2 separate regions of the Homo sapiens genome follow, and region 2 is linked to region 1. The links are chromatin contacts, found by Hi-C in ENCODE. All regions are on one chromosome and are shown on one strand. The core of a region is the stretch at or near the end of the contact, and the rest is flanking DNA. Distances in the headings are between cores, read along the strand shown. Region 1 has its middle 11 kb from the start of TAAR2. Region 2 overlaps SLC18B1 (solute carrier family 18 member B1).

Region 1 (4,510 bases), core at 719-3,218:
CCTTGCAAAGTCTTAGGAGGACCTTTTATAGAGCTGACTGTTCCATGTGACTCCCTTGTTTCTCTAGGTTAAAAGTTTACATCACTGACTTCCAAAGAGGAGGTAGCAAAAGAGCCTTGCGTTGAGAGTTCTCCTAGTCCAGCTTCTGCCATCAGCCAGCTGTGAGCCCTTGGTGATGGGAGGTGTGCAGGGCTAGATGAGCCTTGCAGGCTTTCCAGCTCTGAAAGTCTGTGAATCATTCGTAACAGAAAGTTGGTTCATATTAGATCATCTTCTTGTAAACAAATAGGAAACAGAAGAGCAGAGAAACAAGATGAAAGAAAAATAGGAAATAAAGTTTGGGACTCAATGCGGAGATTCTATGAATGGTACTTGCAGTCCTGGGACATGCCTGATCAATATTAGTTATCATTTAGCCATAAAAAAGAATGAAATCTTGTCATCTGCAACAGCATGAGTGGAACTGGAGGACAATATGTTAGTTGTAATAGCCAGGCATAGAAAGACAAATATCTCATGTTCTCACTTATTTAGGGAGCTAAAAAAAAGAAAAAAAAAAAAGCATTGAACTCATGGAGATAGGGAGCAGCATGATGGTTATCAGAGGCTGGAAAGGATAGTGGGGAGAGGGGGATAAGGAGGGAATGGTTAATAGGTACAAAAATACAGTTAGATAGAATGAATATGATCTAGTATTAAGTAGCACATTAGGGTGATTATAGTTGATAATAACTTATTGTATATTTTAAAATGACTAAAAGAGTAGAATTGGAATATTCCTAATGCAAAAAAATAATAAATGCTTGAGATGATGGATACTCCAGTTACTCTGGTTTGACCATTACACATTGTATGCCTGTATCAAAACATCACATGTACCCTATTAATATGTACAACTATTATGTATCCATAGTAATTTTAAAAATTTTTAAAGGAAAAGTTGATCGGGCTCAGGATAGGGTACCCCAAAATATGGCACCTTGGCATTTGAGGAAATAGCGGAAGCAAGTTTACTCTGGCCTTCTCCCACTTTTTCCCTGAAGCAGACCCTAAAAGAATGATCTGGTCTTCTCCTAAAATAGGTCATAAGACTCTCTTGTGTCCTATACTCAGGGGAAAAGAATGTCACACAGAAACATCAAGAAGAATTTGAACAAACAGGCCTTGTTAAGTTAGCCCCCAGTTTATTACTACTGTATCATATCCTTTTGTCATACTTTTGCATGACTGTTCAGAAAAATACACAGTTTTTAGAGTTTTGAGGCAGTATTCATTTTCGAAGTCTCCTGTGTCATGTAAAATTTATATTAAATAAATGTGTGTGCTTTTCTCTTGTTAAAAATTATATTGAGGATATGTTTCTCTCCATTATAGGTAGTCCTCCACTCATTGCCTCTCTTTATTCTTTGGTTTTCACCAAGGAAATGTTGTGAACATCTAGCCTGGGCCCCATTTGAGCACATTAGTGATAGCCTTAAGAAATAATTGTTGAATTTATATCTGTGTTAAAAAATATATTAACTCACCACCATGAGACAAGTAACTTGTCTATCCATCACCACTGGATTCTCAGTATCTAAGTTAAGGCTTCTAGTATACGCTAGAGATATATGTTTGAATGAATAAACATACACATAAATTGTAAATTATTACTGCTTTAAAAATATCTGTGTTGTTTCAATGAAAGCAACTAATTCAATGTGCTTAAAATGTCCCTATAAATGAATGGACTCGTTTCAGGAGCACACTTCATGAAAATTTCTTCTGGTATTGAATTGCTGATGGTATTCTTATAAAATAACCCCTCCCAAAGTAGCATTTAGACAGGAGGAGCTGAGAGATTTTGTGTAGATATAATTTACTGATCCTATAGCATGAGAAAACCAGAGATTCTGAGTCTGGGCAGAGATAGTGTTAGTAGAAGAAAACAAAAGTGGAAGTATTTCAGCTAAATGCAGTTGGGAGGTGCTGCTGCTAGTGGCATGACACCCCTCCGTGTCCCATTAAGGTGTGAAGATGGGGTTGTCTTGGCTCTTTTCAGTCCCATATGTAATGTTTGCACCTTATCTACCACTTAGAGGAGTTGGGGATTTTCTTCCAGTTAAAACTCACATACTCTCAAAGATAAAAGGAAATTTTCTGTTGCAGAATACAGACTTGCAGTTAAACTCATACAGTATTTAAGTCCATGAATACATACGCAGTTAATGATTACACAGGGGACTCTGCCACACCCTAGTTGCCCCTATGACCTTATTGATCACAGTCACGACATTTAAGCAACCTCACATGGGTCTTACATATAAGTAACTGTTCCATGTTTTAAGTATTGGGATGATTCTATAAGATGTTTCAACATGCGATCAAATCTTTCACTATGTGCAACTTCCTATACACATAAGGGAAAATTCATATACTTTCAGAACTGGAGAAGTCCATAAACGAAATATTTACAAAGATATATTATGTGATGCAGTTTCTAGCCTCATCGTTATCTTAACATTCCACAGTGGGGCATCTGTCTAGTAAGAACACAATGAGGCTCACAATAACCAGCTCTAACAAACTAACAATGTTCTTTTGGAAAACTGTATTCTAATTTCCAGATAACTGATTTGCAAATAAACTTTTACTGTTTCATAACCTGTTTATACGTTCAAAGTTGACATGCAGATCTTTGCGGCCATTAACATTGTTCCTGCCTTCCTCCCTGCTTTTCCTCATAAAAATTATGCTAGCTCCTTTAATTTTTTTATGGAGGCCAACAAAATTTTTATGTTATCTATTATGTTGAATCACATAGCCTCTATGGAATTCTCATTTTTTAAAGTTACAAATGTTCAAATATTAATAATTACAAATAATTTCCCACTGGGACCTTTTCCTTTTCCTCCTCAAGTTTTAGTTTTAAGCACTGACTAAGGTTGGCATATCTCCAGCCACATACATTTGGAAAAAGTCAGATTTGCAATGCAATATATCATGGAGTTAATACTTGTTGAAGAGAATCTTTGATTGTCTGGACACATTCATTTTAGTAGGAGGCAGAGATGACTTAATAGCAACACCAAGTTAGGAATCTAATTTTCACAGCCTTCCAGGATGAATACCATATAACTTGTAGTAGACTACAATCTGGTTCTGAGCATAGAGGCAAGCATTTGTACATGTGCTCTACATGGCACCAAATAAAAGTGACACTACTGCCATAAAATATGTTCTCCTCTTCTAGGATCCACCTATTTGGGCAAAGAACTTAACAATTGCCATTGCCACCTATGTATGTATGTACAAGCATATAAATAAATGTAAATTATAATTTCCTTTCAGTTTTCTTTGTTGGAAAAACAGATAAGAAAGATCAGCAAAGGAAGATATGAGCTATTAGTGTTCCACTTCTTCAATATATTAACTCAAATTACATGTACAAAGAAGCAGATTTTTAAAGGTTTCTCATTTGAACACAAATTTGGATAATGTCATAAATAATTCTCCTTTAAATTCTAACAGCCCTAGGGCTCTTGGAATTTAAGACTGAAATCTAAAATTATTGATACATAATGCCAAAGAGGAAAGTGCATTTTAGCATTGTTGAAATACCTAACTACATTTACTGAATCATGTCTCGCATAGTTCTTGTACTTTGCAAAAGTATTTTATATGCCACTATATAAAAATTTACCAACCTTGTCAAATGAATTTTGATGGAAAATTTAAGACCTTTTACCAGAAAATTATAATGATTGTTTTTTAGTTAAAAACTATCTTCTCAATTGCAACCCATTTCAACAATTTCTGATTCTTTATAAAATACAACTATCACTATTCAATTATTTTGAAGAAGAGAATAAATCAGCAATAATTTAAAAAGATTAGAACATTTCCAATTCTTTTTATTGACCCAGTACCTTCCCTTTCCTGAAAAGTTAGTTGTGAATCAATGACCGTCCTCTTGTGGCTTTGCAGGTGCGACATCAGGAAATTCCAGAAAGTTTAGTGTAGAGGATTAAGGTATATGATTCATATATAAGTTTGCTTCTGCTCTCAGGAGAATTGGAGTAGAGAACTCAGATCCAGGAGCTTCCAGATAGGCACTAACTGTGGAGCCCCAGTGGGACTGCTCTTTTAACTTTCTCAAGGGATATTGAAATACCCTGGGTTTTTTGTTCGTTTGTTTGTTTTGGTTTGGTTTTGGTTTTGGTTTTGGTTTTCTTTGAGACAGAGTCTCACTCTGTCGCCAGGCTGGAATACAGTAGTGCGATCTCAGCTCACTGCAACCTCCGCGTCCTGGGTTCAAGTGATTCTCCTGCCTCAGCCTCCCAAGTAGCTGGGACTACAGGCACACACCACCACGCCCAGTTAATTTTTGTATTTTTAGTAGAGACAGGGTTTCACTGTGTTGGCCAGGACGGTCTCCATCTCTTGACCTCATGATCCGCCTACCTGGGCCTCCCAAAGTGCTGGGATTACAGGCATCTCTGTGTGTTTTTAATGACCCAGTTTGTTTTAT
Region 2 (4,387 bases), core at 773-3,272, 160 kb after region 1:
TTCTCAATTATTAATTGCACTTAATGAAAGTTGATTGGCTATATAAGAATTTATTATCCACATCTTTTCCAGCTAGGTTAGAGAGGGTATCTGTGACGTATTTAAATCTTGATCATTAAACAAATAAGTAAATAGGATATTTCTTATTTATTTATTTATTTATTTATTTATTTATTTTGAGACAGAGTCTTGCTCTGTCACCCAGGCTGGAGTGTAGTGGCGTGATCTCAACTCACTGGAACCTCCGTCTCCCAGGTTCAAGCGATTCTCCTGCCTCAGCCTCCTGAGTAGCTGGCATTACCATGCCCGGCTAATTTTTGTATTTTTTTGTAGAGATGGAGTTTCACCATGTTTGCCAGGCTGGTCCTGAACTCCTGACTTCAGGTGATCCGCCCACCTCGGCCTCCCAAAGTGCTGGGATTATAGGCATGAGCCACCATGGCTGACCAGATATTTCATTAATGCGTGATATTTAATATTTATTGTCAAAATCAAGTTTCTTATCTAAAATAAATGAGTTAGTTGAAAACAAACTAATCATGCAATTATCACGCAACTCAGCAGTTGTATTGCTGGGCATTTATTCCAGAGAAGTGAAGTCTTATGCTTCATATCCCACCCTCTACCCTCGCCCCTGGCAAAAACAAACAAACAAACAAACAAAAAACCTGTTTCTGAAAGTTCATAGCTGCTTTATTTGTAACAAATAAAGTAGTATTCCATTGTGTCTTAAAGCCACCCAATGGAATACTACTCAGCAATTTAAAGAACTGAACTATTGATACATGCAACAATGCCAATAGAACTCAAGGGCATTATGCTGACTGAAAAAAGCCAATCCAAAAAGTTTCATACAATACGATTTCATTTATACGTTTCTTGAAATGACCAGATGATAGAAATGGAGAAGAGATTAGTGGCTGCCAGAAGTGAAGATGGGAGGGAAGTGGGTGTAGCTACAAAAAGACAACGTGAAGAATGTGGCGATGGGAATGTTCTGTATCCTGGTTGTGCTATTGTACTATAGTTCTGCAAGATGTTATCATTGGTGAAAACCAGGGAAAGAATACTCATGATCTTTTTCTATTATTTCTTACAACTGCATGTGAATTAACAATTATCTCAAAATTTTTAAAGTTTAATTTTTAAAAATGATCTGTGATTTGTATTTAACCTTTTTAGTTTTCCTTTGGATTGATTTATGTATCATATTATAATGTATAGGTTGCAATATGATCTTAACATAAAAGATTCCTTTTATTACTAACATATTCCACATTCAGTTATATAGAATATTCTCATTATTAAAAAGGTTCTTTTAAGCTGCTCAGCCTTGTTACATTTAGAAGACTATAAATATATAAAAATACAAACACATACACAGAGATTTCCTTTGATAGTTTTGACCTACCTTTTGGTTTTCTTGTTCAAAGTGTTCTTTCCTCTGTCTTTTCTCATATTTTTTAAACTTTTCTGTGACTTTTTTTTTTTTTTTTTTTTTTGAGACGGAGTCTTGCTCTGTCACCAGGGTGGAGTGCAGTGGCGCAATTTCGGCTCACTGCAACCTCCTTCTCCCGGGTTCAAGCAATTCTCCTGCCTAAGCCTCCCAAGTAGCTGGGACTATAGGCGCACACCACCATGCCCAGCTAACTTTTGTATTTTTAGTAGAGATGGAGTTTCACCAAGATGGTCTTGATCTCTTGGCCTCGTGATCCATCCACCTCAGCCTCCCAAAGTACTGGGGTTACAGGCGTGAGCCACTGCTCCCGGCCCACTTATCTTAATACTTGCAAAATTTCAAAATGAGAAAGGAGTAAATTTGGTTTTGTACATAGCATCTTTAAATACACTGCTATCCAAGGGAAGTATTGAGAGCCGTGTGTTGGGAATGGGGATGAAGGAAGTTCTCTCCCCAGAGAGCCTCGAATCCTTGCGTTGACTTTGAATTCTCAACAATCAACTGTGCTGGTAACAGAATAGGCTGGCCCAGATAGTGGGTAGGAAGGTGCAAGCTGCAGACTCATGCTTTAATAGTGGCCCCAAGTGACAGTGGCAGGGACTGCAGGCACTCAGCCGCATCCAAGACCACCGGGCTGAGGAAGGGCGGCTGTCCTTGCGTGGGTGGACATGAAGGTCAAAAAAGTCCTGGAGGGGGCCAGGATGACTTAAGGCAATCAAGGCCCAGATCTGCATGCCACATGGGTGCAGGGGGCCAGGGTCACACTCTGTCCTGGCACTGCTCCGGGAAGGGAATTGCAGGCCATTTGTCCTCCTCAGACATTGGATCGCCCTCTGGAGGTTCAAGAGTGAAAGGTTTGAGGGGATAGGGAAATGAAGAGATCACAAGACAGATGTACATCCAGTCTTGACACTCAATGCCAGGCAGTCTTCCAAAGCCATCCTCTCCTACCCTGGGTATTGTCCTCCTTTTCCATATTTTTGGTTTTGGTGGTGTGCAATGACATCCCATGGTGGCTTGAACTTTTGCCACTTCAGGATCCGTTTTGCTCCTATTCCCCAATTCACTAAGAGTCACCACCATCCACCCACACCCTCAAGCCAAAACCTAGGAGTCCTCCTAGATTCCCCTCTCCTCCCTCCACATCAGCAAGTTCTGTTGGTTCCACTCCCAGATAGAGCCTTTTCTCTCCATCACAAGCTCCCTGGTCCAAACCATTATTGTCTCTCTCAAATCTTCCAAAGCTCCCCCTCCATTCCCTTTACCGTCCCTATCCCCACTCACTGTCCACATGCAGACAGAATGGACTTTCTGAAATGTGAATCAGATTCTGGCATCGCCTCCAGTTTACTAGACTCCAGCCAGCAGACCAAACCTCATCTTTGACCATGTCAAGCCCTTGTGCACATACTACGGACTGTCCCCTGTCAGAATGAATGGTGGTTACATCCTCTTCCTTTAGATCTCAACTCAAAGGTCGCACTTCCATGGACTTTTTCAAATTAGGCACCCATATCTAAACAAACCCAGCCAACTACTCTATCACATCACCATGTTTTTTTTTCCTTCTTAGCATTTCTGTAAGATAATTGGAGAGTCTGATATTTATTTATTGTTCGTCTCTTCCACCAGTATAAGTTACATAAAAGCAGAGATTGTGTTTATCTTGATCACAGCCAAATCCCTAGCATCTGGCATAGTGTCAGCTCAGAGAAGACATTCAAAAGATATTTTTGAATGAATAGATAAAACCATTTCTTCTTTAAAAAAATTACTGTAAATGTGGCTACTACACCATGAAAATAGACCAAGAAGCATGAGAGTTACACAATAGACATTTATTCACTTCAACATCACAATTTCACACGAAGTTGGAGGAAGCCCTTCCCTAACAAAACAAGCATTCGCATTAGGGGAAGGAGGCTGACCTGCTCTAGGGATGAAATACATCTACCAAGATATAGATAAAAACAAAAACAAAACAGATGGTAGAGCCAAAAAACAGAGACATTAAAGGAAATGAAAAACGTTATACCAAGTAATGTTTATAAATCCAGATCATAAGTGAACGTAGGTTACAAAAATGGAAGTTGTAAGTATTGTTATTCTTGTACTTTTCACACAAACAGAATTTTTAGAAAAGCTTAAGGTCAGGGAGTGCTAGAGAGTTTCTGTATGGCAGGCAAGAATTCTTCCTTTTGAACAAGACCGAAAAACCTCAGGACAAAGAGAAAGTATATCTTTTAAAAACTGATTTCATAGTAATGTTTCTACATATTTTGAAGCACCTTTATGTATTTAGAGCATATCAAATTAATTCATTTCTTTCCCTGTTAATAAAAAAGGTACATTCACAGAATCAGTGTACTTAGAATAAAAAATAAACAGAGGAAATAAGAACTAACTCGAGTTAATAACAACATCTTTAAGGACAAGTTTGGTCATTTAAAAACTAAGTCTTGTTTTGTTTTGCTTGTTTTTAATTACTCCTTTCATACTTAATATTTCAAATATAGCTGCTTCAGCAGGACAGCTTTTCAGTATCACAGTAAGTACAGCCCAATACAGGATCATCCAAAAACACGTTGACACTTCCAAGACACTGGCACGGGGTCCACGGAGTTTTGCGCGTAAAATTTTAAAAACCCTTCCTACGGTGATGTTTAAGGCCAGGAGCATTCATTTCTCAACCTTGTATCAATCCAGGATCCATCGGACTAGGTTTCATTAGGCAAGAGAGTAGTTCGTTCCTCCTCTGTGCTGAGGATGTTTTGAGATTTAGACCTACATTGAGGGAAAGAAGAGATGAATCTCAATATTTCTCATCTTAAAAACAAACAAACAAACAAAAAACCAGTACCTGTATCTCCATCCAACTATCTTTTTAAAAAAGTTTCTACTGCCCGGGCATGGTGGCTCACGCCTGTA

Evidence for each region. A loop is a pair of places that touch in the nucleus more often than their neighbours do. Pooled maps may share reads with other maps.
Region 2: a map of Calu3 shows a loop between it and region 1 (4-fold over the local background). The contact joins two enhancer-like sites. A Hi-C loop is called at or near these places in 2 of 168 maps with a recorded cell type or tissue (Calu3 and PC-3), 4 of 37 single-sample maps with no recorded cell type and 5 of 50 pooled maps.

What each region holds. Positions count from the first base shown.
Region 1 is chr6:132,610,668-132,615,177 of GRCh38, forward strand. It overlaps a transcript of TAAR5 not described here. Among named protein-coding and RNA genes, the nearest start is that of TAAR2, 11 kb to the right of the region's middle. Within about 2 kb of position 1,969, at least 2 of the 41 ENCODE cell types and tissues checked have a DNase peak (open chromatin) inside an H3K27ac peak, as active enhancers do.
Region 2 is chr6:132,766,094-132,770,480 of GRCh38, forward strand. It overlaps SLC18B1 (solute carrier family 18 member B1), which reads right to left. Exons shown (of 14, transcript NM_052831.3): 14 at 3,277-4,243. The coding sequence ends at 4,177. Among named protein-coding and RNA genes, the nearest start is that of VNN2, 10 kb to the left of the region's middle. RefSeq lists an enhancer at 2,113-2,272. Within about 2 kb of position 2,023, at least 2 of the 41 ENCODE cell types and tissues checked have a DNase peak (open chromatin) inside an H3K27ac peak, as active enhancers do.